Regions from separate parts of the Mus musculus genome. Here all the other regions are linked to region 1. A link is a loop called in an ENCODE intact Hi-C map of the cell type or tissue named here. Cell type or tissue: heart. All regions are shown on one strand. Links, peaks and the distances in the headings refer to the core of each region. The heading gives the core; the rest is flanking DNA.

Region 1 (10,471 bases), core at 2,289-7,288:
TCACAGCACACTTCCCCTCCTTTTGAGACATTTCTGGTGCTTTTTACCTTTTTTTTTTTAAGATTTATTTATTTCATGTATATGAGTACACTGTAGCTGTCTTCAGACACACCAGAAGAGGGCATTGGATCCTATTATAGATGGCAAGGAAGTAAAAAATAGCAACTGTGTACTGAGTTCAATAAAAACATCACCAATTTCCTGTTACGATTTGTATACACAGATGAGAAACAAAACCACATCCACATGTGAATGAATATGTCACATACAGTGGTTGAGAGGACATGTCAACCTTAGGAGAAGCAACACACTACTGCCAGCAAGAGTGCTTAGCTTAATCTGTGCTCATAGATCACATTCTTGCTCTACCTGAGCGGGTCCATATACTAACACAGTTCTAATTATTTCTCAAATTTTTAAGAATCTAGTTCCTAAAGTCAGTGTTAGACTATAACCATTAAGTTAAAAGTTGCAGTTACTATAAAGTTCATATTATGTAATACTCCACATAGCAAACTTCTGTTTGAACATCACCTATCTCTAAAAATTATTATGTAGTACACGAAGAGATAAATATATACTTACAATTTAGTCATCTGTTAGTTATGTTGTAGTCTGTTGCCTAGTTACGGCTGGAATTCTCAACCTTAACTACACATCAGTACCACCTGGGAAGCCCTTTTTAAACTGGAGAATCTGGCTTTACCTCCAAGATGAGGCTGGACTAACAGAACCATTACTACTAGAATTCTGAGAGATTGGTTTGACCTGGCTCTGTTCAGGAGAGAGATGAGTTAGGACTATGGGGCTCTTGCCACACATAGGCCCTTCCAGACACTACAACTCACCCACTGATTTGAATACAAATGCTTCTTGGAGATTTAAACGTAAGTAAAGCCAATCTTACTTCATTTCCTATAAGACAGTTGTTCTCTTCCCTTTTATTAAGTAGCATCACTTAAAGTATTTCTTGACATGTTAACCAAGAGCTCACCAAGTGATCTGATTACCTTTATAATCTTGAGCCAGTCAAGTGTGGAGATGGTAAAGGAAGTTACTTTTAATAGCACTCAACTCTAAAATACTTACTAGTCAATGTCTGTGTTCAGGAGACTGTGTTGGAGTTTGGCAAACTCAGTGGCCACCTACACTTTCTGCCCTTATTGCAAACTTAAGGGCCAGAAAGATGACTCAGCAAGTAAAGGCAAGGCCATCAAGTCTAAGGACCCACACTTGATTCCTAGCACTCACATGATGGAAGGAGAGCTGACACTTGAGAGCTGTCTGCTACCCTCTGCACCAGCAAGTGTGCTGTGGCGTGAAAATTCATGCACGCCAGGCGGTGGTAGGGCACACCTTTAATCCCAGTACTTGGGAGGCAGAGGCAGGCGGATTTCTGAGTTCGAGGCCAGCCTGGTCTACAGAGTGAGTTCCAGGACAGCCAGGGCTACACAGAGAAACCCTGTCTTGAAAAAAAACAAAAAACAAAAAAGAAAATGCATGCCCAAACACACAAATGTTTAAAAAAAAAAAAAAAAAGTCCTTAGCTTCCTTGTTTATACAGCTGTTAAGACAGCATTTTTGCACTAACAAGTACTTGAGGATTCCCAGCTCATAGCAGTTTAAAATAAGCTCACAGCTACCTGTAGGCTATGAGTCATTACTATTGGCATAGATGGGTTTGGTCTGGTTTTACTTAGAAAAGAAGAAAAGAGGGAAGCCTTATGGGCCTCTTGCCACACATGGACTTCTACAGACTGGAGGTATAATGACAATGGTACTAAGAAACAGATGCTTCACAGAATTCACAGCCATCATGAAGGAGTATCATCCATAGGAGAAACCCTTAGTCCCAGAGAGGCACCTCATATTTCAGTAGCTCCTCAACTGGCTTGGGAAGCAATGCAGTGAACATCATCTACAGAGATGTCTTTCTGCAAGGACATGAGCAGGGAGGGCAAAAGTGGACATCTGTGAGTCAGAATGATTCACCAGAAAATGGGTAAGAGGGGAACTAGAGCGAGGGTCTTGGTCATGGACCTAAATCCATAGAGCTTCATCTAGTGAGGACCAGGACAAGCTGCACTTCAGGTTTGGTGTGGGTGAGCTAAGAATGTTACCAATAGGACAGGGCCAACTAACTGCTTAAGGACTATACTCCTGGCGGGTGCTTATGAGAGCACATATTAATAGTCTCTTTTATTAACGTTTTGTACGTGTGTGTGTGTGTGTGTGTGTGTGTGTGTGTGTGTGTGCACGCGCGCGTGCCTGTGCATATGCGTACAGGAACCCAAGATGGCCAAAGGTATCACAGCCCTTTGGAACTGGAGTTGTGAGCCACCCAACATGTGAGCTGTGAGTGGAGAGCTGGGAACCAAACTCAGATCCTCTGGAAAGGCAGCAAGCACTGTGAACCCCTGAGCCCAGCCATCTCTCTAGCTCTAGGTGCCTTTCTGCATGTGGGGCCATAAGAAGAATTTTGTTTTTATTTCAGAAATAAAATATAGCATTATTGCTTTGCTTTTCAAGAGTGTTTCTTTGTAGCCCTGGCTGTCCTGGATCTCACAGGAATCTGCTTGCTTCTGCCTCCCCTGTGCACCACTGCCTGGTACTGTGGTATTTTTAAAAAAAGAATTGGGAGGCTGGGCAGTGGTGGTGCACTAAGAAGGCAGAAGCAGGAGGATCTCTGAGTTCAAGGCCAGCCTGGGCTACACAGAGAAACTGTGTCAAGAAAAAGAGGGGGGGGGAGGCAGACAGAAGGGGGTGAGAGAAGGAGGGAAGCAGCCTTGGCTTTGAAAAGCACACACCGTATCAGAGCCACACACTCTGTCTTGTCATTTATTTTTATTTTATTTTATTTTTTTAATTTTATTTTTTGGTTTTTCGAGACAGGATTTCTCTGTATAGCCCTGGCTGTCCTGGAACTCACTTTGTAGACCAGGCTGGCCTCGAACTCAGAAATCCGCCTGCCTCTGCCTCCCGAGTGCTGGGATTAAAGGCGTGTGCCACCATGCCCGGCTTGGTCATTTATTTTTTTAATATTAAAGTGATCCAATTTTTTTTTTTTTTTTGGGCAAGCTTTTAACAAGAACTGAATCTTTTGTTTGTTTGTTTTGTATTTGTTTTTTGAGACAGTCTTACTGTGAAGCTCTGGCTTACTATCCCTCTGCCTCATCCTCAAAAGTAGTTGGAGTTACAGATGTAGGCCACATGGACGAGGCGTTTCTGCGTCATAGCTAATTCATATACTCCTCACCACAGACTGCAGATTTAAGTAACCATGTCTCAAGATTGGGGCTTTTTTTTTTTTTCAGATGAAGAAATCCAAATTTAGTTGTGGCAAAGTAACTTGCTTTAAGTATAGGGTAAAGAGTCAGGATTAGCATAGTCCCCAGACAATCTGTATCCTGATCAGGCTTAAGCTCTTTTGTTCTACTCTCTCTCCTGTGTACGGAGGTAAACAGTTAAATAACTCCTCCTCTCTTTTCTTCTTTGCAGAGCCTCTCTCTCTCTCTCTCTCTCTCTCTCTCTCTCTCTCTCTCTCTCTCTCCATGTGTGTGTGTGTGAGACTTTTTAAAAACAAAAAACAACTAACCCCACATCCCACATATTTCTTAATATTTTTCTCTAACACAAGGTATTTCCCTTAAATACCACCTGCCTCTGCTTTCCAAGTGCTGGGATTAAAGTTTCTTTCCCTTTTCAAGAATAACAGACACTGCTGTGAGTCTTATTTTGCTGAGTCTTCTATCTGGATTCATGCTGGAAACATGTAGACTTTTTTTGTTGTTTTGTTTTTCAAGACAGGGGTTCTCTTTAAAGCCCTGGCTGCCCTGGAACTCACTCTGTAGACCAGCCTGGCCTTGAACTCAGAAATCCACCTGCCTCTGCTTTCCAAGTGCTGGGATTAAAGGCATGCGCCACCACCACTGCAGGCACATGTAGACTTTTTAAGAGATAATACCTTGTGTTGGACTGGACCCCACAGTTCTTTATAATTATTACAAAGTGTCACCTAAGATATGGAATGGATGGAGCAAAACCGAAACCGTTGAGATCATAACACGGACTGGAAACCAAGCAGAAAGCCTTGTTTTTAAAAGGCAAATGGCTACGTGCGGGTTTCACAATCAGGAGAGTTGGACGAGGAGACAGACGCCTGGGCGACCGCGCCCCGCTTCTGGATAGGAGCTGCATTCCCTATTGTGGGCTCAAGAGTCGGATCCTTGAGAACCCTTCCGAGTCCCCCGAGAGCCAGGCCATCAGATCGTCCCCAGAGCAGTCTTTGTAAAAGGCGTGGGGCGGGCAGCGCGCAGGGGTCACCGAAGGCGACCCTGTTTCCCCTCCATGCGAGCGTTCCCCAGAACCCTCCCGCCCGCATCACCACCACGGGTGGCGCCGGGGTCCCCAGACCCACCTTCAGCCTGGTGACAAGGCGACCAAGGACAGCCGCAGGGAGCTAGGCCACTGGCGCCGGCGGAAGCCGTGACCTAAGGAGCTGCCACTCGCCGCGCCAGCCCTGATGAGAGGGGGTGGCGTCGGCAAACCGGCGCTTCTCTCTCCCTTCTCACGCGCGAATCCCGTACATCTTAAGCTGTGAATGATCGCGACACGTTTTGAATAAGACGTGGATCCAGGCTGACAAGGTTTGCGAGCTTTTGCGCTGTCCTCTTCCCTGACCCGGTTCGTCACCACCCCTACAGATGGTGTCGCCCGGGTCGTCCCCGCCTCAGCCGCTCTGCTCAGGCCCAAGATGGCGGCCACCACACAGGGGCTCCTGCCGGCTGCTCTCCGCCGCTGAGCGCGCGCTAGCTCTGCTCGCTCTCCGACCTGCGTTCCACTAGGGGTTGGGAAGGGCGGCGGACGGTGCCGGGGGGAGATTGGCCTGGCAGGTGAGGACGGGAGACGGAAAGGAGCCTTCGGGTTGGGAGGAGGCCCTCAAGGGGATGGGTTCCCGCGTCGGCCCGGTGTCGCCCGGACGCGCTCCCGCGGTTTCGGTTGTGACAGTCTCCGTGGTTCCTGGAACAAGCGTTCCGCAAGGGGGAAGAGAAGTGACTTTTCCCCGGGCTGAAACCTCGGGGTGTTGGGGCGCGCCTATGCTTCCTCCTTGCCCTCCCTCCTGTCTAGTTCCTCTGAGCTTTCATCAGCTGGAGCTAAAAGTTAATCCGCGTCCAGCCTGGGCTCTTTCCCCTTGTACCGCCGTACTCCCCAAGCCTCCCCATCTCTGCCTTTCCCATCTTGGGCTCAGAGAACACGAGGCCAGCAGGTGCCTTCGTAGCTCCTTAATTCCAAAGACCCTTGAGAGGCTCATGCCACGCCTTGATAGAATTAACTTCTCTCGGCGCTACCACAATCACCACGTTTCCCAAGATCCCATTCCTAGTTTCCTTGCTTACGTACTTTTCAGGAAACCAGAAGTCAGGCCATATCCAGCCCCAGTACTCTGGCCCCTGTGACAAGGAGAACTTAAGCATCATCTATGCCTACTTTTCTACCCTTTAATTTTACGATTCCTTTGCCCCTTTCAAAGCCTTTCTTTACCTGAACGATTAAAGAGAGACTTCTCCCACTGTGAGCCCCAGGACTAGTCCAGATCCGTCTTTGCGTATTTCTCATTAGTTGACCTCAGCGTGAACGATCATTCTTGAGAAAGCAAGTATCTGGTATATATTCGAGATGAAGCAGAGGTAGTCGAAGTCACTGCCCTGGGGGAATTCCCGATATGGTGGGTTCAGTGCGTTCAGCACATTTATTTCTATTGCTTCGAGCACTGTGCTTGGTTTGGGAGATGCAAAGATGATCGCTTTTGGACACAATCATCATCCCTTGGCAAACACTCCTCCTGCCTCCTTTGTGCTAAGTAATGAAGCTTTACCTGGGGACAATGAAAAGCTTGCACCTGAGCCAGATCAAGAGGAATTTGCTAAGCCTGGGAGAACAAAGTTATTCCTGGGTGCAGAAGAGGGATTAAAAACTTGAGAAGGCTGAGCACTGTTGGGGAGATTTTTAACAAATCAAAAACTGGAAGAGTGGTTGGTGCAGACTGAAGGTGCAGATTAGGTCGGCTTGTGAGTGGTCTTGGAGCTTGTCTTGCATTTAGTCAGCAGGAAGCTGGTGCACACTTGGCAGGGAGTGGGCAGGAGGTATTTATGTCTTAGGATGATCTGGCATATAAGGCTATGCAGGACCAACCTGAGATAAGAAAACTAGATGCAGTGTCAGCCATTCAGGTAAGGCAACAAGAACCTTCGCTGAGGCAGGAGAAGAACCACCTGAAGAAATGAAGCAAATGCCACCTACATAGGGTTCCACCTGTGACTGCCAGTTTACTGGTAGTGGGTGAATGGTTTTTAGTCTGCGAAACTTGATGGTTGGTAATACCATTGAAATCGGTCTGAGACATGGACATAAAAAGAGGGTGGTGCCAACTTTGCTCTTACGCAGTGGCAAAACCACAACGTTCCCCAGCCCAAAGCATTATTTGGGAGTCTAGACCTCTGCTATTACAGTGGCCACATGCAGTATTGAGCGCTTGAAATGAGGTTGGCTTGAATGGGAATGAACTGGAAAGTACACGCCGAACACAGTGCAAAAACCCTGGAAACTGACTCATTAAATGACGACCTGCTGAAGTGATGATTTGACACCGTTAAAACACCAGGCCTTACCTCTTTTTGCTGTAAATGTGGCTGGGAAATTTTTAAATTACATCTGTGGCTCACATTAGTCTAGACTAATAATGGAAGAAGGATGAGAAAGGAGGAAACTTTGAGCCAGACCTTGAGAGAATAGTAAACTGGTTTCAGGCAGCTCCTGCTTCCTCCTCACCTCGCTCCCTGTAAAAACATTCAGTTACTTGTTTTTACTTGTTTTTATTTTTCCCTCTTAGGGCAGTAGATACCTTTAAAGGTTGTTTTGTGTGTGTGTGTGTGTGTGTGTGTGTGTGTGTAGGCACACATCTACCACAGCAGACAAATGAAGGCCACAGAGACAGCTTGGTGGAGTGGGCACTCTTCTTCCATCACGTGGGTGCAGAGGATTGAACTCAGGGTTAAGTTAACCACTGAGCATCTTGCCAGCCCTTCCTTCAAAGACTTGAACAAGGGATAGTGTTTGCAGGGATGTTTTAGATTATTCTGGCAGGAGTGTTTCCACTGAGATAAAGAGGGGGAAAGCTGCCGAGAATGAAATGGCGAAACCCAAATGTAAGGTAATGAGGCCTGCCATTCAGGTATCGGCAGTAAGAACAGATGGGAGATAGTATACGTGCAAGGTGTTCTGAGGGAGAAGCAATCAGGAATTGATAGGAGATGGTCCCAGAAAATAAAGGGAAGACTTTCAGCCTTGGTTACTTGACTAATAACCCATTAATTGATAAGGAATTAAAAAAGACATTTGAGACAAAAAAAAATTTTAGTCTTAGCATCAGTGAAGTGGAGAGGTGTTTTGAGTGTAAATGAGCAATTTCCCCTTTTCTATGTTTGTGTTTTTTCTGTTGGTGTTCAGTCATGCACATCTGCCTATTTTCCATCAGCACAGTTGCCTGTATTATGCCTTCTTCCTACTTTTTTTTAAGGCATTTTTTGCCTTCTTCCTACTTAAAAAAATGAATTTTTAAATGCCTCTGCATCGCCTACAGAACTAGGTCCAGGGTATCCAGGGCCCTTCTGCAGGGCCTCTGCTGCTCACTTGGTCAGTCTGTCTGTCTGTCTTTCTATGGAAGCATGCCAGGCTGAATTTTTCACTGATACCTCCTAGCTTTGTGGGTTTCGTCTTAGCTGATGTTATTCCAGTCTTTTGAATGTTTTCTCTCCTTCTGCCCTGACTGTATAAATCTTTAATAAGTAATCTTAGTTCCTTCAATAACAGAAGCACTTGAGAATTTTTAAGATTCACTTACTGAGTAGTGTATATATAAGCAGATTATAACCAATTTGGCCCATAATTACTTATGTTTTATCCCTTTTGTAAATTTAACTCCTTACAATTTATGTATCTCTTTTCTTTTAGATTTTTTTATTTTATGCATATGAGTTTTTGCTTGTATTGTTGTAGTTCGTCAAAAGACCCTCACTCACAAGGACCGCAGAGACCACCATTGCTGTAACCGCATGAGGATTTTTATTATTCCAACATGTTGGGGATTCCCCTCTTAGCACGCAGGCCAGAGGAGAGACCCAGAACAAAAAAAAAAAAAAAAAAAAAAACACACACACACACACTTGTCATAACTTTGTAAGGGCCGGATATAGGCACCAGGGTAGTTTGACTTATTTTAATTGGTGTAGTCAATAACCTTTTTAGACATTGGTTGGTTTGTATACGGTGACTCTCATTTTGTCTGTCCTTGAGGTTTTTAGTGTGAGGCGGGGCAGGGGCATTGTTAATCTTGTTTTGGAAGCTTAGTCATTTTGACGGTTAAAACTATGTTTCTATGTTTGTTTAGTCAGCCAGCTTCTTTATCTGGCTCTGTACTTGGCCTGCTAGGACAGTCTGGAAAGTCCTTTTGAAGGGGGAAGGTACTAGGTGGTCTTGAATTCATTTTTGATATTACAGTATGTATACATGTGTAACACATACATGTTTGGTGCCTTTGGAGTCTAGGGCTTTGGATCCCCAGGAACTGAAGTTATAGATGATTGTGAACCACCATGTAGAGACTGGGAAGTGAACCCAGGTCCTCTATAAAAAAAGCAGGTGCTCTTAACCTCTGAGTCCTTTCTCCCACCCCGTTTTTTAAAATGGAACCTATAGGGCCAGGCATAATTGTACATGCCTGGAATCCTAGCATTTTAGAGGCTGAGGCAGGAGGTTAAAGAATCTGAGGCCATTTGTGCTATATTGTCAGCCAAAAGGACTTCACAGTGAAAACTTGTCTAAAAAAGCAAGCACTTCTTCTGTTGCTCATGATGCCTTAGAGAAAGACAGAAATTAAAACACCAAAGTTATAGCTGGAAGTATATTGTTGTATTTGTTTAGCTGTGTTACTGGGATCTTACACTTTCTCCCTTCCAGTCCTCTTCCACCCTAGTCCCTTCCAACGCCTTCCCCCACCTCCACCCCCAAACACTAGGTAGGAGAGAAAGAAGGTAGGAGGGGAAAGACGACATAGACCTTCTAAGACTACTTCCTGTTGATTAGGGGTATTGGGTTCCTTGGCACAAATCCAGCATTGTGGTCAGGCTATCTCCAACTTCTCCCTTTGCTCAGGACCACTTGACAAACTACAACAACAAGAACCATCAGTAAGCCACTGTAGGCCTTGTCAAGTAGGCCTTCTCGGGGCTCTCCTGAGTCCCCAAAATATCAAATGTAAACTATCTGCAGCTGGCAAAGATCACGCCCCTGCTAGTACACTCAACAAATGATAATCGCCCCCCTGGGAAGCAGCCTCTTGAGCTACACCCAGGATTAAAACAAAAACATATTCAAATGACATAACTGCCTTTAAAAAAAAATTCTCACTATAGACGTAAATTACATTCACGAGACTTTTTTTAAAGGTTTATAAAAAACTTATAAATTTGTGTTTTGTCATATCTTCGGGTGAAATATCAGTAGGTAATGAATCTGGAAAAGATACAGACTTACCATAAAAGATACTTTTCATCTGTTAAAGTTTGGGTCTTTCTGTAAACGTTAATGTGAATTCATCCAGTTCTTTGCAAGCACTTTGATTCCATCATTAAAGTGAGAGCTAAAGTAGATGATTCAGTTGGGCATTTAGCTCAGTGCTAGCACACTTGTTTAACATACATGGGACCCCAGGTTTGTGTTCAAAACAAAATAGAAGACATTTTTGAGGAATATTGCCTAGATTCTCTGCAAAATTATATTTATGAACATTGTTACGGAGTAAAAAAGTAATCAACAAGAGAGAGTTGGATCAGCTAAATGTAGACCCTGCATTACCTGCTGAGCCATCTCACTTTTACCAAAAGCTTCATCCCACAAGTTTAACCACAAGACTGTTAATCTTACTGGAAAATGTATAGTAGGTGTCCCCACATACAGTTTTTGTTTTGAGAATTGCAGACATAAGATACTGTCAAAATCATTGGAAATATTAAGATAGTTTCAGTCGCTTACAGTGTCGCACAAGTATTAACATTAAGCTTCCTGAAAACCATGTTTCTATGAATGTATACATTTTGCTTGTGTGTTAAGGACTGCAGGAGAAAGGAAGATATCTGGTTTCTAATCTGATTCTCTGGAGAGTGTATGCATGACCTCTTGTTTAGAGGGAAAAACAAACCATGCCAACTTATCGTGCAGCTAAAGGAAAAACTGATTGGCCTTGGAAAACAAGTTCTTAACTCACTGCCACTTAGTACTGAGCAATATGGATGGTGTAGTCTATGCTTTAGATAATCTCCACATTACATGGACTCCTCCATCCTGTGTAAATGTATATCACTGCTAATGTTGTATGGACTGGAGTCCCCAGGTGAGGAGAAGTTAGTTAACTTGC
Region 2 (10,471 bases), core at 3,510-8,509, 63 kb before region 1:
CAGATGATGGACTGCTGTGACACACCTACCCACACACTATTTGCAGATGACAACTGTCCTATGCTGATTTTACAAATAAACTTGAGGCAAGGAAAAAAGAAAGAAAGAAAGAAAGAAAGAAAGAAAGAAAGAAAGAAAGAAAGAAAGAAAGAAAGAAAGAAAGAAAGAAAGACATTGCACTGAGTTTAAACAGAATGCTAGGCTGAAAAGAGCTCATTCAGAAGATATGTCATAGCCGGGCAGTGGTGTCCCACGCCTTTAATCCCAGCACTTGGGAGGCAGAGGCAGGCAGATTTTTGAGTTCGAGGCCAGCCTGGTCTACAGAGTGAATTCCAGGACAGCCAGGGCTACACAGAGATACCATGTCTCGAAAAAAAGAAGAAGAAGAAAGAAGAAAGAAGAAAAAAGAAGTAGAAAGAAGAAGGAGGAGGAGGAAGAAGAGGAGGAGGAAGAGGAGGGAGGAGGAGGAGGAGGAGCTTGTGCTCTGCTGCTCTCTCCTTTCTCTCTCTTCTCTCTCCTTGTCTCTCTCCCTCCTTCTCCTCCTCCTCCTCCTCCTCCTCCTCCTCCTCCCTCTGTATGTCTCTTACTTATGCGCATGCACACATAAACAATAAAGAAATCTTTTAAAAACAAGGATGAGCCGGACGTGGTGGCGCACACCTTTAATCAGGAGGCAGAGGCAGGCAGATTTCTGAGTTCGAGGCCAGCCTGGTCTATAAAGTGAGTTCCAGGACAGCCAAGGCTACACAGAGAAACCCTGTCCCGAAAACAAAACAAAACAAAACAAAAAAAGGATGAACTCATTCTGACTTTGTTTTCATTTAAAGCAGTCAAAGGACTGAAAGATGCAGCTCAGATGGTACAATATCCACCTGCTGTGTGCAAAGTCCTGACTTAACCCCCACTACCAAAGAAGTAATGACTCAGTGAGGAGTCAAAGCCGAGTCAGGTAGAGGGAGGTGCATACCTGCAATCCCAGCACTTAAGAAACTGAAGAAGGACGAAAGGATGGACCATCTAGTGATTGCCATATCCAGGGATCCATCCCATAATCAGCTTCCAAACGCTGACACCATTGCATACACTAGCAAGATTTTGCTGAAAGGACCCAGATATAGCTGTCTCTTGTGAGACTATGCCGGGGCCTAGCAAACACAGAATTGGATGATCACAGTCAGCTATTGGATGGGTCACACGGCCCCCAATGGAGGAGCTAGAGAAAGTACCCAAGGAGCTAAAGGGATCTGCAACCCTGTAGGTGCAACAATATTATGAACTAACCAGTACCCCGGAGCTCTTGACTCTAGCTGCATATATATCAAAAGATGGCCTAGTCGGCCATCACTGGAAAGAGAGGCCCTTTGGACTTGCAAACTTTATATGCCCCAGTACAGGGGAATGCCAGGGCCAAAAAGGGGGAGTGGGTGGGTAGGGGATTGGGGGTGGGTGGGTATGGGGGACTTTTGGGATAGCATTGGAAATGTAAACAAGGAAAATACCTAATTAAAAAAAAAAAAAAGAAAGAAACTGAAGCAGGGGAGCTGAGATGGAAGCCAGCCTGAACTGTAGAGTTAATGTCTGTCTCAAGTAAGTGGATGGAAATTAAAAATAAATAAGTTAGTAAATATAGTCAGGGCCCAGAAATGCCAAAACGGTACCACTAATCCTGCTGGAAACTAGCATCTCCAGAGTTACATTCTTCTTCTTGTCTGCATCTGAACATTATAAAAACAGGGCAGGAGATAGAGCTATGTTAGTCCTGGCTTGAGAAGTAAACCAAAGGCCCAAGCTAGAGAGATGGCTCAGAAATTAAGACCTCTAGCTGTTCTTCCAGAGGCCCTGAGTTCTGTTCCCAGCACCCACATCAGGCAACTCACAATCACATATAACTTCAACTCCAGGTGTCCAATACTCTCTTCTGACCTCCAAGGGTACTGGCACATACATGTGGCAAACACACACACACACACTAGTCAAGTCTATTCAGAGAAAACAACAAACAAACCAACAAGAATGGTCTCCAGAGGTTCATACACTTGAATGTTTTGTCAGCAGGTGGTAGAACTGTCTGGGAAGGATGGAGGTGTGGCTTTGATGGAGAAGGAATGGTACTCCAGGCAAGTTTGGAGATTTCAAAAGCCCATGCCATTCCCAGTTAGCTCTCCTTCCTTCTACCTGGAGCTTGTGGACCAGATATAAGCTCTCAGCTACTGCTACCAGCAGCACACCTGACTGCCTGCTGCTATGCTCCCTGCTCTGATGTTCACAGACTCAAACCGTCTGGAACCATGAGCTCCCAAATTAAAAACTTTCTTTTATAATTTGCCTTGGTTATAGCATTTTGTTATAGCAACAGGAGAGTAACTAAGACACCCTCCTTCTACACCAAGGAAAAGGTCAAATCAGCATTCAATGTCATCAGTGCTAAAGCTGTTAGAATATAGAGCACTGGCAACCAACTCACCCCGTGTGGGGTCAGAACACTTGGAGGAAGTCTCTGACACATGAGCAGGGTTATATAGAAAACCTGGCTTCCAGGGAAAGGAGGGAGTGAAGACTTTCCATGGAGAGGCTTGGAGTGGTGGAAAACCCTAGCAGAGTTCTGTGTGACAGAAGCTTTGGGAACAGACTGCACTTGTACAACAGCAGACATGGAAACTCGTATGGCACCTAGAAAAGACAGTTTGAGTCTAGAGAGAACAGGTCTGTGACCTCCAAAACAAGAGGTTTGGCTTTTTTCCTGTAAATCAAGAAACTTTTAAGCAAATTTATTTTTAGACTGGAAGCACAAGAGAAAATGAATGAAGGACCAGACCCAAGAGAGTCAATCTGGGAGAGAGTGAGGGTCTGAGCTGGAGTAGCAGTTACAAAGGAAAAGGACAACTGTGACACAGGAGGGACACGTTCAGTGGCCAATTTGAAGTAGGCAAGAAAGACACAAAACAAAGATGACAAAGATTCCTAGCTCAGAAAAATCAGCAGCTACCCAAATCACTAGAGCTGAGACTATAAGCCAGGCTTGGTGTTCTGTGCCTTCAAGCTTAGCACTGCAAAGGCAGATGCAGGCAGGGCTACAGAGTTCAAAAAAAAAACAAACAAACCCAAAATTGATACTACATGAAAGTGAGGCAGGAGAAATGCTATTTGGGATCAACCTTGGGCTATACTGCAAGTACCAGGCCAGCCCAGGCTACAGATAAGACTTTGTTTCAAACAAAAAAAAAAAAAAAAAAGAAGGAAGGAAGGAAGGAAAGAAGGAAAGAAGGAGAGAGAAAGGAAAGGAAGGGAGGAAGAGAGGAAGGGAAGAAGGGAAGAAGAAAGAAAGAAAGAAAGAAAGAAAGAAAGAAAGAAAGAAAGAAAGAAAGAAAGGAAGCAAGCAAGAAAGAGGGAGGGGAGAGAGAGAGAGAGAGAGAGAGAGAGAGAGAAGAAAGGAAGGAAGGAATGGGGCCATCCACCTCAAAATTATTAATTCATGGGCTGGTGAGATGGCTCAGTGGATAAGAGCACCCGACTGCTCTTTCGAAGGTCAGGAGTTCAAATCCCAGCAACCACATGGTGGCTCACAACCATCCGTAACGAGATCTGACTCCCTCTTCTGGAGTGTCTGAAGACAGCTACAGTGTACTTACATATAATAAATAAATAAATCTTTAAAAAAAAAAAAAAAATTATTAATTCAGAATTCCTCCTGTCAAAAGGAAATGTAGGGACAAAGAGTGGAACAGAGACTGAAGGAAAGGCCATCCAGAGACTGCCCCACCTGTATGGGGATCCATCCCATATACAGACACCAAACTCAGACACTACTGCAGATGCCAAGAAATGCTTGCTGACAAGAGCCTGATGTGGCTGCCGCCTCCTGAGAGGCTCTGCCAGAGCCTGACAAATAGAGGCGAGGCAGATGCTCGAAACCAATCATTGAACTGAGCATGGGGTCCCCAATGGAGGAGTTAGAGAAAGGACCGAAGGAGTTAAAGGGGTTTGCAATCCCATAGGAAGAACAAAAATATCAACCAACCAGACCCCCACCCCAAAGCTCCCAAGGATTAAACGACCAACCAAAGAGTTCACATGAAGGGACCCATAGCTCCAGCCACATATGTAGCATAGGATGGCCTTGTCGGGCACCAATGGGAGGAGAGGCCTTTGGTTCTATGAAGGCTCAATGCCCCAGTGTAAGGGAATGCCAGGACAGAGAGGTGGGAGAGGGGGAGCCGGGGGGTGGGGCACCCTCATAGAAACAGGGGGAGGGGGAATGGATAGGGGGTTTCTGGAGGGGAAACCGGGAAAGGGGATAACATTTAAAATGTAAATAAAATAGTCAATAAAAAAAAAAAAAAAGAAAAATGGTGAGTTCTATTTGTTTAAGAGTGCAGGAAGCTCTCTGGTGAGGAGAACAAAATAAACTCTTTATCAGGTTAGTTGGTAACTATTTTCCAGTTTAAGGTCAAAGAAATACCAGATAGTTCCTATCTATAATACAGTGAGAATCTAGTCTTTCCCATAGCTATCAGCCCTTTTCTGCTTTTAAAGTCCCATGGCTCTTTACTGGACACATGAAGGCCTCTTGTTCTCATTGTCCTAAGTCATGAACCTTACCAATCAACAGAAGCCCAAGAAGTAAGACAGGTTTGGGGAGTGATCCAGTTTTCCTTCTAAATATAATGACTTTTTCTATCAAACCATTTTACTCTATTTCCATCCAATACGCACAGCTAATAAATCATGATGAAAAAACAGGAGTTGGGAGTATAATTCAGTGGAGTGTGCTTACCATGCATGAGGCCTTGGGTTCAATCTCTAGCTAGTCTTTCCCACAGATTAAACCAGAACAGTAAGCTGTTCATTTATAAAGAAATAAGACTGTCCTAGCGTGGTGGTACTCACTTGTAATGCCGGCACTGAGAGGCAGGGGCAGGAAGACTGGCAGCTCCAGGACACCCTAATCTACACTGCAAACCTTGACTAAAACTTTAAAAGTATATATTATTATTATTGTATTATGATATGGATGTGTGTCTGTGCACAATTTGGGTGCCTACTGCCTGCTGAGGCCTAAAGGTGACACCCGAGTCTCTGAAAACAGAATGAAGTTGTGAGCTAGCTACCTGCCACTGGGTGCTGGGAATAGAACCTGGGTTCTCTGAGAGGGCAGCCAGTGCTCTTAGAGGCTGGATCTCCTCACTTCCTTGCTTAACAAATGTCAAGAAATCGGAAGAGTAATTAACCTAACCACTGATTACAATCGAATTCTAGGTCACTATTCATTAGGACGGCAAGATGATGACTTCAAAAATAAGGGAAGGAGCCTGGCCAGGTGAATGGGTGAGTAAAGGTGTTTGTCGTTCAAGCAAAGTAAAAGGAATTCCATCCTCAAATTCCACCTAAAGGGGAAAAGAGAACTCCACAATGTTGTCTACTGGCCTCCACACACGGGCGATGAGGTAGACACTCATGCATATGTGCATCATTTACACACACACACACACACACAGAGAGACAGACAGACAGACAGACAGAGACACCACAATATTTTTCAAGTTTTAAAGTGAGTAAAGGTAGGTAAGATTCTCAAAAGATAAAGTTCTCCAAAAGTATGGGAGAATGTGCCATCCTACACAAAACTACGTTTTCAGCTGCAAAGTGTCTTCAAGATGAGCAAAATTAGAAAACAATTGAATAGAAAAACAGCCCTATTCCCCTAACAACGTGCTAAAGCCAGATCAAGTGTTTAATCTTGAGTAATTAATGTTACAAAGTATTTGGGGGGAAGGAGGGCAATTGCCATACTTTAGTTGTCATACTAAAGGAATAGGATCAAAGTGAGATCAGCCCCCAAACTATGGGCGAAGTAAGTAATAGGCATGGGCCACCCAAATAACCCTATTCGGCATAGAAACAGCAGGTCCACTTCGCTGAGCTATCCAGCGTATTCAATGAGGGGAGAGGTCCAGAATTCTCCACCGTGGTCCTGAAGGCTGGAAAAGCGGCTACGGAGGTAAAGGGAGGAGAGCAGAGAAAAAAGCGTGGAGTGACTCCTTCGGGACCCGTCCGCGTCTGCCGACCGACCGGACCCGGAACCAAGTGGATCCCAACCGAGCCCCACCGCCCTCGCTCCAGCTGTTACCTGGCACATCCTCCGTGCCCTCCAACAGCATATCCTTCGTGAAGTTCGAAATCTGGCCAGTGAGGGAAGCCAGGCTGCCCCCTACTTGACCGAGAGACTGGCCCAAGCCGGAGCCGAGGCCCCCGAGCCAGGACGACATCGCTGCGGGTGGACACGTCCTCTCCAAATGTCCCTGGACGCCGAAGCTGGTGCGGATCCAGACGCTGAGGACTCGCAGGACACGGCACTCCCACCAACGGCCGCGTCAGAAAGCCGAGGCCCGGCCTGACGCTTCACCAAGGGTTCGCCGTTGTGGACACCGTGGGCCCCGCGAGGCCTCTGCTCATTCCCACGGCTTCCCGCCGTGCGGCTGCACTACTTCTTTCTCAGCTTTACTGACTTTCCTCAGTTTCGTGGGCCAGTCCTGCCAACTCAACGCCGGCCGCCATGACACTGCCGGGAAAGCGGCAGTGACCATAGAGAAGCTTCGCGATAGCGTAGAAGGGCCGCTGCCAGAGGCGTCCCGGGCGCGAAGGACCGTGGGATCGCGGAGGACCAAGTAAATGGGCCAGCCAGATCCGTGACTTCCGCGTAACCTGCGGAACTTTAGGTGGAGACCGAAAAGGCAGTGGCGGCGGCGGTGGCTCTTCCCACCTGCGCAGCTGCTTTTGTTTGTAAGAGGAAGTAACCCTTGACAGTGCCTTCTGATCCTGTCTACAAGAGCTATTGCATCGCTAGGATTCGATAGGGTCGTCCCACCCCACAGGGAAGCAACCTCAATCCATCTGCATTACTCTATTATCCAGCGTCTGCGGATATAAGAGCATCCGTGCCAGAGGGTTGGAAACGAGGCTACAAAGCTGAAAAAGCGGGTTGCAATTCAAATGTCCAGGCAGAAAACCCTTGTTTTGGTGTTTGTTTTCAGTTACCATGCACTTAAAGGATTGTGGGATCCCATGACCGCCTCTCAAATGATCCCTCTCTGAATAATTTTCACCAGATATCTATTTGAATTTAGGGGTTGCCTCCGAGGGTTTTTCAGCTTCCGTGTCCCAGAACAAGGAATTGGACAGAGACACGTGGCTAGTAGTAAGGAAGACAAGAAAATGAAGAAAAGACACACACCCAAGAGAAGCAGCAGGCCAGAACACTGTCATTGGGGGTGGGGTTGACGAGCTACACTTTCAGCTTGAATGATGGAGAATTTTTGGTGCTGAAGATCAAATCCAGAGACTTGTACAGGCATTGAGGCTTTTCGGCTTAGCCACATCCTCAGCCCTTGTTTGAGATAGGCTCTCCTATAATCCAGGTTGGTTTTGAACTGATGACCCTTCTGCTTCTACCTCATGAGTACTGGATTACAAGAATGTACCATCATGCCCAATACAGTGTTTTTAAGTGTAGTATATATAGTCGTCAAATGATTTAACATGTCTACTGTTAATTCTGGGCACTAGGGAATGTTAGGGAGAAAGTAAAACAGGGTAAGGTAAGGAGAGTATGGGCATGCCACAGTAGGTTGAGCCCTGGGGATGTAGAAAATGGCTGAGGACTCCACAATAAGATAATCTTGCATAGAGACTTGAAATGAGCAAGTGAGAGATACAGCTATGGGGGGGGGGCGCTCCCATATAGCTTATCTAGACAATAAGACATAACTGAGTATAATAAAGTCCCTTTGGCTGGAGGCCCCTGGCAATTTTGAGAATTTATAAGAAGGCAAGGATGGCTTAAGAATGAATTGGGGAATATTTGTAAGTATGGACCCAGAAGGCATGAAGAAGTTGAGTCCCAAGGGCCCAGTAGCCCATGAACAGGACTCTGGCTTTTATTCCGTCTAGAATGATGAGTGATGAGTGACATGAATTTAGTTGGGTTCATGAATGACTGAAAAGTTTAGCAACTGTAATCTCCTTTTTTCTGTAGGTATAAATCCTCTAAAGCTCCGTGTCTGCTGGAACATGGTCCAAGAATGAAATCCTGTGAGAATTCTGGGTGCTTAGGAGAAAACTCTAAGACAAGACCAGAATCTCATGACCTTATAGGGGAATTTTAATCCAACACCATGGGTGCTCTGACAAGGGATCACATCCAAAGATCTTCTAAGCCCACAGGAACTGGGCAGAATACAGAAAAACCCTGGAATACAGTATGGTCTGGCTGGAATACAGACACACCCTTAGTACACACCTCTAATCCCTAACATGAAGATAAGGCAAGTTTGTAGAAGGAAGCAGCCTTGTTTGAAAGTGATGTCTAATTAAGGGACAATGTGACGAACCAGAGAAAGATTTGACAGAATGAGTCAGAGATAGGATACATCCAACTCACAGAACAGCAGAGGAAAGAGGCTACGAGAGAGAGAGAGACAGAGACACAGAGACTGAGACAGGGAGACAGGTGTGTGTGGAGATTTTACCAGGATGGTTTTACAGAAACAGGTTAGACACAAGTGATGACAGAAGGAGCCAGAGAATGAGAAGGAGCCAGAAGATTAGAACATGTTGCCAAAGTGAAGTATAAAGCCAAGCAGAGCAATTCAGTCAGAAACCAAGAGAAGACTGAATCAGTCAGCTTGGAAGATTAGATTGTACGCAGAGGCTTGAAGCTTCCTAGCCTAGGCCTAGGGATAGAACAGGCAAACACTCTGGGCTCAGCCCAAGCCCTGTATTCACACAGCTTGGCTACAGCTCTCATGTCATCCCTTCATCTGAAGAAATGAGTGACATTTACATGACCTCAGCTTCCTCAAAACCCCTGAACTGGAATGTGCTTATGTGTGCCTCCCAGGTGTAGTGCATTGAGTGAATTTACTTCAGATTATTCATTGCAACTGGCTGTTGGTATTTATTTAAAAGCCTCTATGGGAAAAACACATGTTCTTGCATGGTGCTTGCCCTTGTGATTGACTGTACACTTTGCTCATGTGCCTCTTAATCTTCATAGTATGATGTCTGAAGACCGGAATAAAGTTGTCTATTGCGTGAGATTTTAGTCTGCCTCATTTTACAGCTCCATTCTCCAGGCCTCACCACTTCTAGAGCAGTAAACACACGTCGATAAAGTCACAATGTGCTACAAAATCAATGGAGTTAATGAAGAAGATGCAAATGTAAGATTTGCACCATTTTTTAGGACAAATGAATGATAACATTTGGGCTAACATCTAAATAAGTGCTTCTCAACCCTCTTAATGCTGCAGCCTTTTACTACAGTTCCTCATGTTCCTCATGTTGTGGTGTAATGTTGCTACTGTTAGGAATCTGGCTAGAACCATAATGTAAATATCTGATATGAAAGATATGTGATATCCAATCCCAAAGGGGTTGAGAACCGCCCCCCCCATTCTAAAACTTCATTCAGGGTTTTTTTTTTTTTTTATAGCCCAAGATCCTTAATGTTATACCCCGATAAGTAGTATGCTATCGTGAATGTACTTCAAAAAAAAAAAAATAGGAGATCATGAGAGGAGACTGTCAAAAACTGGGCTGAAGAGATAGCTCAGTTAAGCAACATGCTTGCTTCACAGACATGAGGACCTAAGTCTGACTACCACATCCACATAAAAAAGGTAAGTCATGTAGCATAAGTATGTGCCACGCTGCTGGAGAGACAGGAAGGGCACTGGGGCTTGTTGACCAACCAAGCAAGCCTAACTGGTAAACTCTAGGTCAGTGAGATACCCTGCCTCAAAAAAGAAGTATGGCTTTCCTGAAGAGAGCACCTGAAGTTGTCTTCTGACTGCCACATGAACACACATACACGCACACAAACATGAATATACATGCATTAAAAAAAATTATCAGGGGCTGAAGAGATGGCTCAGCAGCTAAGAGCACTGACTGCTCTTCCGAAGGTCCTGAGTTCAAATCCCAGCAACCACATGGTGGCTCACAACCAACCCTAATGAGATCTGACCCCCTCCTCTGGGGTGTCTGAAGACAGCTACAGTGTGCTTACATATAATAAATAAATAATTTTTAAAAATTTATCAGAGCCCAGACATAGTGGTGCATGCCTTTACTCCTAGCACTCAGGAGGCAGATGGATCTCTGTGAGCCCCAGGCCAGCCTGGTCTACATACAAGCTCAAAGCTATCCGGAGTAACATGATGAGATGTTGTTTCAAAGTGAGATGTCTCAAAATAAGTTGTCAGAAATTAGTCATTATTGAAATTAGGTTATGAGTATACAGTTGTTAATCATACCAGTCTTGTTTTTATAGATGCCTGGTTTTTTCTAGTAAGTTTAAAAAACAAATGCACTTAACATTTGAGTTTAAAATACTGTTCTAGATTGCTCTTCTGTTGCTGTGATAAGCACTATGCCAAAAGCAAGTTGGAGGAGGAAAGGGTTTATTTCATCT
Region 3 (10,471 bases), core at 1,779-6,778, 490 kb after region 1:
ATGAGCCAAATGAAGCTTTTAACTTTCTAAGTAGACAGTCTTGGATCCGTATTATAGAATTGAAGAACTGATTTTTTTCTTTTTCCTTCTTCCTTTCTTTTTTGTTTTGCCCTGGGTGTCCTGGGACTCACTCTGTAGACCTCCACCAGCCTCTACCTTCCAAGTGCTGGGATTGAAGGTGTGCTCCCGGGCTACCAGAGTTCAAAGTCTGAGTAAGTGGCTGAGAGAGACAAGCAAAGCGACAGCTTTGATCAAGGGGTAAGTATCACAAAGGAGGCTCGAGGAATGTGAATGAGGCAACCAGGCAGAAGTCTAAAAATGTGTTCAAGAGGAGAGAGCTGTATGAGTCAGGGTTCTCTAGAGTCACACAATTTATAGAATGAATCTATACACATAAAGTGAATTCATGGGAATCGCTTACAGTCTGCAGTCCAACTAACCCCACAGTGGGCAGCTGTGAATGGGAAGTCTAAGAATCTAGTAGCTGCTCAGCCCAGGAGGCTGGGTGTCTCAGCTGGCCGTCTGTATAAGCTGGAATCCTGAAGAAGTAGGTTTCAACAGATGTGCTGGCAAAGTGTGTGCAAACAGGCAAAGAACAAACCCTTCTTTTTTCCATTGTCCTTATGTAGGTCTCCAGCAAAAGGTATGGTCCAGATCAAAGGTGAGGCTCAGATCTGACTTAAAGGTCTGCGTTGATCTGGATTAAGAGCATAGGTCATCCCACCTTAAGACCTGGATCAAAAGATTGTGTCTTCCCGCCTCAAGATCCAGGTCACAGGTGTGCTCTCCATTTCTGGACCGTAATTCATTCCAGATATAGTCAAGTTGACCACCAAGTATTGCTGCCAAGCTATCACAAGGGCCAAACTTATTTTTCTAAGAAACTGACTCTAGCAATAACTAGCCCATTCCTACCGTTAAAAACAAAAACAAAAACAAAAACAAAACACTAACCCATTAGTTCTTCCCCATGACCTAATTACTTACTTTTGTTTTGAGATAGGGCCTCTCCTACCTAACCCAGGCTGTTCTTGAGCTCCTAATCCTCTCGCTTCAGCTCTCCAAGCTATATGATTACAGATATAGATACCTAATGGTTTCTTAAAGGTCCCACCCAAATCTCAACATTGTTGCACTGGGGATTAAATCTCCAGCACACAAATCAGAGACACAAACAAACAATGCCAGAGCACGTCTAAGAGTTTTCCTCAGGGGCTCAGTGGCAGAAGCACTCATCTCTCAGGGCAGTTTAGCTTCCAGAGAAACAGCAGAATCACCGTCACATTTGGAGGCACGTCCATACTTGCCAGGAAACAAAAAAAAAAAAAAAAAAAGTCTTTTGTAGACATATACTCTGTGGTCTGTGAACAAGAGAATGGAGAAATGCCTATTTTACCTGGCAAGCCAGATGGAAGGCACAGATTTTTTTAAGTACCCAGTGCCCTCTGCTGTTGGAAGCTAAAAATGCACAAAGAAATCAATTTCATTTTTTAAAAGCATTATTTTTATTTGTGCGTGTATGAATGTGCATGTGCATACGTACGTGTGTGTGTGTGTGTGTGTGTGTGTGTGTGTGTCCATGTCCACAGAGGCTAGAAGAAGGTACCTGATCCCCTGGAGCTGGAATTATAGGTAGTTGTGAGTTGTCCAGTGTGGGTGCTGGGAACTGAACTCTGGTCCTTTGGAAGAGCAGAAAGTGCTCTTAACTGCTGACCTGTCTCCCCAGCTCCTTCAATTTTAATTTTTTGACATTAGGTAGACCAAGGAAGTAGAACTACAGAACCAAACTGTAAGCACACAGGACTCTCAAAAGTGAGAGTAACCGAGAGCCTCCAGGGACAGAGTGGAAGAGGATGACTAATAAGGGCTGTGGAGATTCAGAGAGATGGAGCTGAGGGGCAAGTGCTCCCTCTGACCTCTGTGGAGTCACGGAGCAGACCTGTGACAGTTTTACTTCCACGGGACTTGGTATTCCTGCTTTTGGCCATCGCTCTAGTGACCCTGCAGGATGCTAAAGCTTTTTTTTTTCTGGAATTTTAAATTTTCACATCTCTGATGTCTAATAATTTTACATACTTTCACATGTGCTTTTGACAGATTGGATGTTTTCTCTTTGAAGTGCTGATTTAAGACATTAGTCAGTTCTCGTTGGGAGGACTTGGTATGCTCTAGGGGTCCTGGCCTGTTTCATTTTCCCTGCCTGTTAAAAAAATTAAAAAGCAGAGAAAACCTGAAGCACATCAGGTAGCAAGAGAGAAATCTCACACACTGCAGACAGAATCAGAGGTTTATAAAAGCTATTTGTGGGGCTGGAGAGGTGGCTCAGGGGGTAAGAGCACTGACTGCCCTTCCAGAGGTCCTGAGTTCAATACCCAGCACCCGCAACCATCTGTAATGGGATCCGATGCCCCCGATGCCCTCTTCTGGGGAGTGTGAAGACAGAACATTCATGATGTTAGGAGGTAGTTGCCTGAGTTCAGCCATCTCAAGGAACAAGGTCCACCTGGCTGGCAGGATCAAAGCTGAGTTCACGTTCTCAGGCCCCGCAAACCAACTCCTGTCCTGCTTCCTCAGATGGCTCATGCTTGTCTGTTAACCAGCAAAGGATGGTGAGAGGGAAGACGCTGTTATTCTGTTACCTAAACCAAGACACACAAGTCTCAATCGATTAGGTGCCCTTAGAAGAGAGTGGCCTTTTCAGTTCCCAAGCTTCCCGTCTGCTTTGCTAAGGGTCTTTTGCTCTGTGTGTCTTCTGCATGTGTCTGTCTCCTTCCCCCCAGTAAATATCTTTCCTTTTTAAAACATTCATTTATCCTATATAATATTTTTGGGTTCAGGATAGAAGCCAAGAAAACTCACCAGAAGCTTAAAAATTAAAGTTTTATTTTCTGTCCGTGCAAGGAGACAGTCAGTTCGGGATCTGAACAAAATTCCCAAAGGGAGATTGTACCACATTTTTATGGGATGGGAAAGCGAAGCAAGGGCCATGGGGTGGCCCATTCCTTTGTTCCCTTATCCGTCTGAATCCCAGGTCTCCTGGGTCAGTTGATTGCGTTCCTTTGTTCTTTTATCACTCTAGATTCCGGGTCAGAGTCCCAGAGGGGACGTGACTCCAAAAGCTGACTCAAGGACCCTGAAATCAAGTGACCTGGATAAGACCCAGTCACCAAGGATAACTTCCTTCCTTAACCCCTTGAGTCAAAATATGATTGACCAAGCAACTGCCCACCTCATGGCCCTTGCTTCTCTTTCCCAACCCATAAAAATGTGGTACAATCTTCCTTTGGGGTATTTACTGGGGGTAAGGAGACAGGCACATGAAGAACACACACAGAGCAAAAGACCCTTTGCAAAACAGACAGGAAGCTTGGGAGCTGAAAAGGCCACTCTATTCTAGGGGCTTTTTTTTTTTAGATTTATTTATTTATTTCATGTATGTGGGTACACTGTCACTGTCTTCAGACACACCAGAAGAGGGCATTAGACCCCCAATACAGATGGTTGTGAGCCTCCGTGTGGTTGCTGGGAATTGAACTCAGGACCTCTGGAAGAGCAGTCAGTGCTCTTAACCAAGCCTCTGTAGAGTTTCCCCCCCTCAATTTAGGGTTGGTCAGTTTGAAGAAAACTATGTTGATTGGCCCAGAACTGTGGTGTGACATGTCCTGTTCTAGTCTTGAACTCCTTGAGACTGTCTATCAGTGGGGAGCCTGTAAGTGGAGACAAAGGTTGCTGGGCTTTGTCTCAAGTCTCAAGGTTGAGGAAGAAGCTGAGCATCTTTGAGATTTCCACCTTTATTACCTGGCCATGGTCCCTCTCTCCATTTGTCTGCCTACCAGGAGTCTGTCGAACTCCTAGTCTCTCAGATGGTTCCTGTTTTCAATTATTGACTGGCACACGTGGCATCTCAGATGTACACACCATGACAAGTTCCTCCTGATAGTTGGCTTTTCTTTCATTCATCTTATTTTTGCCTTCCATCTGAGCTCTTACTAGGCAGGTCATCGTTGGTGAATTCAAGGCCGGCTTGGTCTGCATAGCAGGAATATACAGTGAGGCCATGTCCCCAAATCAATTATTTAATCCTTAAGTTTTAAAAGTTCAACTTTAGGGCAAAAGAGATGGTTCAGTGGGTCAGAGCACTTGCTGTTCCTAGAGTGTACATGAAGGGGTGTAGCAAGGAAACTGCCCTCATGACTGCTCCCTTATTAGGAGGTCTTACGGTGATTAAGAGAGAAAATATCCAGAGGCATCGGAAGCAGAGAGAAAAGAAAGCAGACTGGACATGGTCAGAGCTAAGAAAGCGAGAGAGCAGGAGGGAAGTGTGGACAAAGGGAGTCAGCAATAGATAGGAATAGAGCAAGAGGGCAGCAAGGATGGGGGTAAGAGAGTGAGAGGGAGGGCATAACATGGGGAGAGGGAGGGGAGAGAGAGAGAAAGAGAGAGAGAGAGAATAGCAAGAGTCAGAGCAGAAATAAAGAAATGTGAACAAGTCACACAGATTACAGGAAGAATGAGAAGCTGGGTGGAGGGAAGGACAGGATGCTCCTGTGGTCTTTTGAGCTGTATCACAGGTACTAGTGATACCGGGGGGAGTCTGGAGGCCAGCATGGGCTTCTGTATGCTGATTGATGCCACAGGTATCTAGAAGTAAGGAGAAAGATTCCTTCCTGGAAGATGGGAACAGGTTTCACAGGTTCCTGAGAAATGCTGGGGGTTTTTTTCTAACAGCCAGAAATCTCTATATAGTCCTGATTGAGCTCACTTCTAGATATATGGTCTACCTAAGACAGAGACAGAGGTTTGGTTCCAACACGCACATCAAAACGGCTCACAAGCATCCTTAACTCTAGTTAGTTCTAATGGATACAGCACCCTCTTCTGGCCTCTGTGGGCACGTGCACACATGTGGTAAACAGACATACACTCTCAGTTACACACATTGCACATTAAAACAAACAAACAAATAAATAAATAATCTATGTTTTTTAAGGTCCAAGTTATAATTCTTTTGGAGTTCGTTGTTTTTTATTCTTTTTAATTTTGTCTTAACCTGGATAAAGGTGCTTTGTCAACCTCAAGATCACAGAAAGATGCTCCTTTCGGTTTATCTGTAGAAGACTTAGAATTTTTAGTTTTCATATTTTGCCATATCATGGCAAGTGGACCGAAAAGGGGGCATAGCTGACACGGGGTCTCTCCGTGTAGCCTTGGCTGTCCTGAAACTCACTCTGTAGTTCAAGGCTGGCCTTGAACTCATTAGCCTTTGCCTTTCAAGAGCTAGAATTAAAGGCATGTGTCACCACTGCCCAGCAAGATCCAACATTTCTTAAGAGATAGGATTGATAGACAACATGCATGTGTGTGTGTGTGTATGTGTGTATGTGTATGTGTGTGTGATCACATGCATGTTATTGCACTCAAGGTAAGGGGACAACTTTTATGAGTTGGTTCTTTCCCTCCACCTTTGTGGCTCCTGAAGATTTAATGCAGGTTTCTAAGATTGGCAACAAGTGTTCTTTAGCCACTGAACCATCTTGTTAGCTCTGGACACCATTTTTGAAGGACATTCTTGTTACTATTTATATGGGTCTTTCTTTCTTTCTTTCTTTCTTCCTTCCTTCCTTCCTTCCTTCCTTCCTTTCTCTCTCTCTCTCTTTCTTTCTTTCTTCCTTCCTTCCTTCCTTCCTTCCTTCCTTTCTCTCTCTCTCTTTCTTTCTTTCTTTCTTTCTTTCTTTCTTTCTTTCTTTCCTCCTCCTCCTCCTTCTCCTCCTCCTCCTCCTTCTTCTTCTTCTTCTTCTTCTTCTTCTTCTTCTTCTTCTTCTTCTTTTTCTTCTTCTTTTGTTTTTTTTTTTGAGACAGGGTTTCTCTGTCCTGAATTCACTCTATAGACCAGGCTGGCCCAGAACTCACAGAGATCCACCTGCCTCTGCTTCCTGAGTGCTGGGATTAAAGGCATGTGCCACCACCACCTCTAGAAATCAAATTTTGGACTATGTCTTTCTGCCCTTCAGTGTTCACATACATTATCCCACTGCTGTAGCCCACCATGTCTGATCAGAAGTCAGCACTCATCTTTCCTCTCCCCTAGGCAATGAGTCACTTTCACTTTTAATATTTTCTTTTTTACAATTAATTGGTTTTTATGTGTATGAGTACTTTGCCAATATGCATGTCCCTACAACACAACCCATGTGTTCCTGGTGCCTTAGATGCCAGAAGAAGGCATCAGATCCCCTAAGCCTGTAGTTACTGTTATGAGCTGTCATGTAGGTGCTGGGAATTGAACCTGCACCCTTTGGAAGAATAACCAGTGCTCTTAACCACTAAGCAATTTCTCCAGCCTCACCTTTATAATTTTTTTCTCCATCTTTCATGTACACAAGTGGAATTCTGTATTTATTTTCTTCAGAGATGACTGGGTTTCTTGGATATACATATTAATGTTTTCATCAAACTTGGGGAGTTTGGGACTATTATTTTCTGTGATATTTTCCTCTCCATCACTCTCTCCTTTTAGATGGGGACATCTTTATTAACTTCTCTGTCCCTTGCTGTGATCAAATAGCTGACAAGAAGCAACTCAAGGGAAGAGTTTATTTTGCTCAACGTTTCATGACCTGTATCCATTTGAGGGGTTCTGTTGCTGTGGTAAACACCACAACCAAAGGCAACTTGGGAGGAAAGTGTTTGTTTCAGCTGACAGGTTACAGTCTCGTGTATCCCAGGCTGGCCTTGAACTTGTCACGTAGCTGAACATGTCTATGATTTCTTATCCTTTGTCCTCAATCTCCCAAGTGGTAGGATTATAGGCATACACCATCAGGCCCAAATTATGCAGTGTTTGTGATCAAACTCAGTGCTTCATACCTATAACTCAAGCACACTATCATCTGAGCTACAGCCCCAGTCCTCAAAATACTTTTTGGCAGCCTGTCCACGGCCAATATTTTCATTGAGGAAGATTTGATTCTGTCTCAACTTCTTACAGCAAGAGAAAAATAACTTGTTTGCATTTACACCTTACTGCATTTTGTGCTTTATCTGTAAAATAGGGTGATGTATTAGGTTTCATTAGTTAGGCTGTGGAAAAGCCAGTCTTAAATCTCACTAGCCCGTAACTGCAAAGAACTATTTCTAACTGACCACATGTTAGATGTGGACTATTTACTGCTTCATTTTCTTCCTTTCAGGACTCAGTCTAGCAGAATAACCCTAGCTTGGAGCTGCTCTCTCTCAAGAAGAAAAAGAACTGGAGGAAACACACCATTGCCTAACTCTGAACGTTTAGGCTTGTATATAGTTAGGCCTGTCTACATTCCAGCAGTGAATGGTAGATCATATGATCAAACTGTCATCAGTGGAGCTGGAAAGGATATCTCCATCTTGGGATGTAGGACAGTCACCTAGCAACCACTGATGATAAATAGCCCTTAACAGGAAGAACAGCTTAGTTAGAATTAGTTGAGAACTGCAATGCCAGTTACCACACAATAAGAGCAAGACACTCCTTACGGCATTGTGAGAATGGAGCCGCTCAAGGATCCTGAAACTGTTCTCCACTTAAGAAGGGCTCTAAGATCACAGCAACAGTGATTTTCGGCTTCTGCTGGGAGTTAGTCTCACTACTGAGTTGGATTAAACCTGACTTAATAGGAAGAAAATGGCTTGTAGTTATTCCCCATATTCAATGCAGAGACAATAAAAATTTGAGTCTAGGGGCACAGACTTTGGAGTGAGATGGACACCTCCCTTTTAAGGACAGATAATATTGGAACCAGATTATTTAACATCTCTGAGTCTTAGTTTCCTCAATGCCCAAACGCACTTACTTGAGAATTTACCATAGGCTTTTCAGTTGGCGAAATTAGCCTGGTCCTGTTTACCCAGTAGATGTAGCCTTCAGTGAATTATTGAACACAGATTTTCTTTTTAAAAACCCATTTCAAAAAGTCTGTGAGCTGTATGCAAAATATAACTATAGCACTATTGAATAATAGTCTCAGTTCAAGTTATCTTTTCTACAAGGAACCCTCACAAACTGACTTATTTTCCTACCTCGGGATACTTCTCCCTGTTTCTCTTGGTTTACAAAAGGCTCTGAACTATTGTTGATTCATTAGTTTAGGCAAAATCCATCTCTGTCACTTGAAAGCAGGTTCTTTTTAAAAAATTGTATTCTTTTATTTTTTTTCTTATACTATTTTATGTATTTACATTCCAAATGTTGCCCCCCTTACTGGTCCCCCCTTCCCGAGTTCTTCACCCCATCCCTTTAAATTGTATTCTTTTTTTCTTTTAAAGATTTATTTCATTTATATGAGTACACTGTAGCTGCCCTCAGGCACACCAGGAGAGGGCACCAGATCCCATCCCATTACAGTTGGTTGTGAGCCATTGACCTCAGGACCTCTGGAAGAGCAAGCAGCCAGTGCTCTTAACCACTGAGCCACCTCTCCAGCCCTTGTATTTTTTTTTTAATTGGATATTTTTTTTGTTTACATTTCAAATGTTATCCCCTTTCCCAGTTTTTTTAAAATTAGGTATTTTTCTCATTTACATTTCCAATGCTATCCCAAAAAGTCCCCCATACCCTCCCACCCACTCCCACTTTTTGGCCCTGGCGTTCCCTTGTACTGGGCATATAAAGTTTGCAAGTCCAATGGGCCTCTCTTTCCAGTGATGGCCGACTAGGCCATCTTTTGATACATATGCAGCTAGAGTCAAGAGCTCCGGGGTACTGTTAGTTCATAATGTTGTTCCACAGCCCTTGTATTTTTAATTTGTGTGTGTGTGTGTGTGTGTGTGTGTGTGTGTGTGTGCTTTGTGAATGAACTCAGAACTCAGAACTCAGGCCGTTAGTCCTGGCTATTTATCTATGTACTCTATTTACTGAACCATCCCACAGGCCCAGGGATTAGACAGTTCCAGTCTCTGCCTCGAAATCCTCACGTGTAAAACTTTTGAAAGGGAGGAGGAGCTCAGAGGCCTGGGCCGGCTCATGCCCCGCCCAGTTTGGCTTGGGCCCGCCCCTGTGGTGCTCGGGACCCTGCCCCCCGTTGTGGGCGTGCTCCGCAATGTTGTGGAGGCCGCGTGCCGGCGGCGTTACGTCACACGCACGCTGGCGCGGCACCCGGTTCGGCGGCAGACGGAAGGGGGCGTGGCCTGGCGCTAGGGCCCCGCGGCCGCCGGCGCCGCCGCCTGAGTGACCTGCTAGGCGGCCGGCGGCGCTCAGCTTCCGGCCACTCAGGCAGCTCGTTGGCCACTCTGTTTTGAGGTCCTCGCCGCCCTTCCACGTCTCCCGGAAGAGCTAGCCGGCAGGTCCGGGAGCAGCGGGCTGCTGTGGCGGCCCGGGCGGGCGACGAGGCCGCGGTGCTGCCGCTCGGCGTCCTCAGGTGAGGCGCGACCAGGCCGCGGGCGGGACGGCTTGGCCTGCGGGACCCGGTCTCCGCCTTTCCCGAGCGCTGTCGTGCTCGTCTTCGCTCAGGGACAAGGAAGGGGATGCCAGAGCCCCGTAGCCTCCGGATACCGAGGCTGACCCGCCCTCCACCCCGACTCTGCTCTGGGGACCCAGTACGATGTGTTCTCGCCTCTCGGGGACCCGTGGTCACACCGCCGGGCCTGACCCCTGACCCCCGCCTCTGTGTGACATCTGACCTTCCCGGTGGCTTTGCACCACGGGAAGTCCCCTCTTGGAGTCTGTCACTGAGATAAGAGCTCAGGTTTAGTGTCTACGATCCACGTGAAAGATATGTTTTAAAGCCCCGTTAACTTTCAGATGGGAGGCAAGACATTAATTGTCTTCAGGCTTTTTTTTATTAGGAGAGCTACTTTTCTCTCGCTCATCACTAATTTTTACATCGAGCTTGTGTAACGTTTTATAAGTCAGAAGGCATGTTACATTCCTTTTTCATTTGGTTTCTCATAAATTGAAATACACACTTAAATGGGTTTCCTAAAGAGTGTGTTGAAACAGTTAACTTCCGACGAGGTTAGAGCGGAGAGGTTAAAAGGTGGGTTTACCTCTAGGTTGACCTAGATTCCAGTGTCTGAGGTGCCATCGAAGTTCCAGGATCTTTCTAAGCCATATCCATCTTTATTTGTTTCTAAAGGACTTTACAGTTTGCCATATAATGTAGCTGAGCATTATGTTACTATATTATTTTTATTATTTTATTTTTATATTATATTATTTTTAGTGATAGTGTTTGCACAACACTTGACATATAAGGATGAATTACTTCAGTAGTGTTTCTAGGAGTGCCTGTGTGTGGGCTAGAATTGGAATTTATCATTGAGCAAACCAGGCATTGTGTGTATCCACCCACTCCCCCTTCCCCAGCAGGGAGAGACATGTTTTAAAACAACAGTTGCAACAACCTGAAGCAGTGTAAGGCAAAAGAAGGGCATGCACACAGAATAAAAAGACCTAGCATAGAAGGGAAGGAAAGACAACTCTGATGCCAATTTAGTG

What was found. A loop is a pair of places that touch in the nucleus more often than their neighbours do. Peaks named below come from ENCODE experiments on the same cell type or tissue, not always from the same donor. Only the 100,000 strongest peaks of a DNase experiment are listed, where the experiment ranks them.
Region 2: it touches region 1 in a loop (10-fold over the local background); 2 of 42 quality-filtered maps call a loop at or near these places.
Region 3: it touches region 1 in a loop (3-fold over the local background); 24 of 42 quality-filtered maps call a loop at or near these places.

The regions. Positions count from the first base shown.
Region 1 is chr12:101,971,243-101,981,713 of GRCm38, forward strand. Ndufb1 (NADH:ubiquinone oxidoreductase subunit B1) reads right to left here and starts at 4,496. Exons shown (of 3, transcript NM_001378525.1): 1 at 4,418-4,496. Cpsf2 (cleavage and polyadenylation specific factor 2) reads left to right here and starts at 4,732. Exons shown (of 15, transcript NM_016856.3): 1 at 4,732-4,892. In heart, for the core only: no CTCF peak of the experiment used is centred there; DNase peaks (open chromatin) are centred at 4,479 and 4,749; H3K4me3 peaks cover 3,128 bases; H3K27ac peaks cover 2,751 bases.
Region 2 is chr12:101,906,563-101,917,033 of GRCm38, forward strand. It overlaps Trip11 (thyroid hormone receptor interactor 11), which reads right to left and starts at 6,609. Exons shown (of 21, transcript NM_028446.1): 1 at 6,128-6,609. The coding sequence starts at 6,266. Gm20036 (predicted gene, 20036) reads left to right here and starts at 6,105. Exons shown (of 2, transcript NR_152255.1): 1 at 6,105-7,415; 2 at 8,033-9,091. In heart, for the core only: no CTCF peak of the experiment used is centred there; DNase peaks (open chromatin) are centred at 6,299 and 6,629; H3K4me3 peaks cover 2,414 bases; H3K27ac peaks cover 1,476 bases.
Region 3 is chr12:102,459,972-102,470,442 of GRCm38, forward strand. Gm30198 (a long non-coding RNA gene) reads left to right here. Exons shown (of 3, transcript XR_381856.1): 2 at 139-258; 3 at 7,191-7,905. Golga5 (golgi autoantigen, golgin subfamily a, 5) reads left to right here and starts at 9,163. Exons shown (of 13, transcript NM_001199004.1): 1 at 9,163-9,392. In heart, for the core only: a CTCF peak has its summit at 4,889 (motif pointing left); no DNase peak of the experiment used is centred there.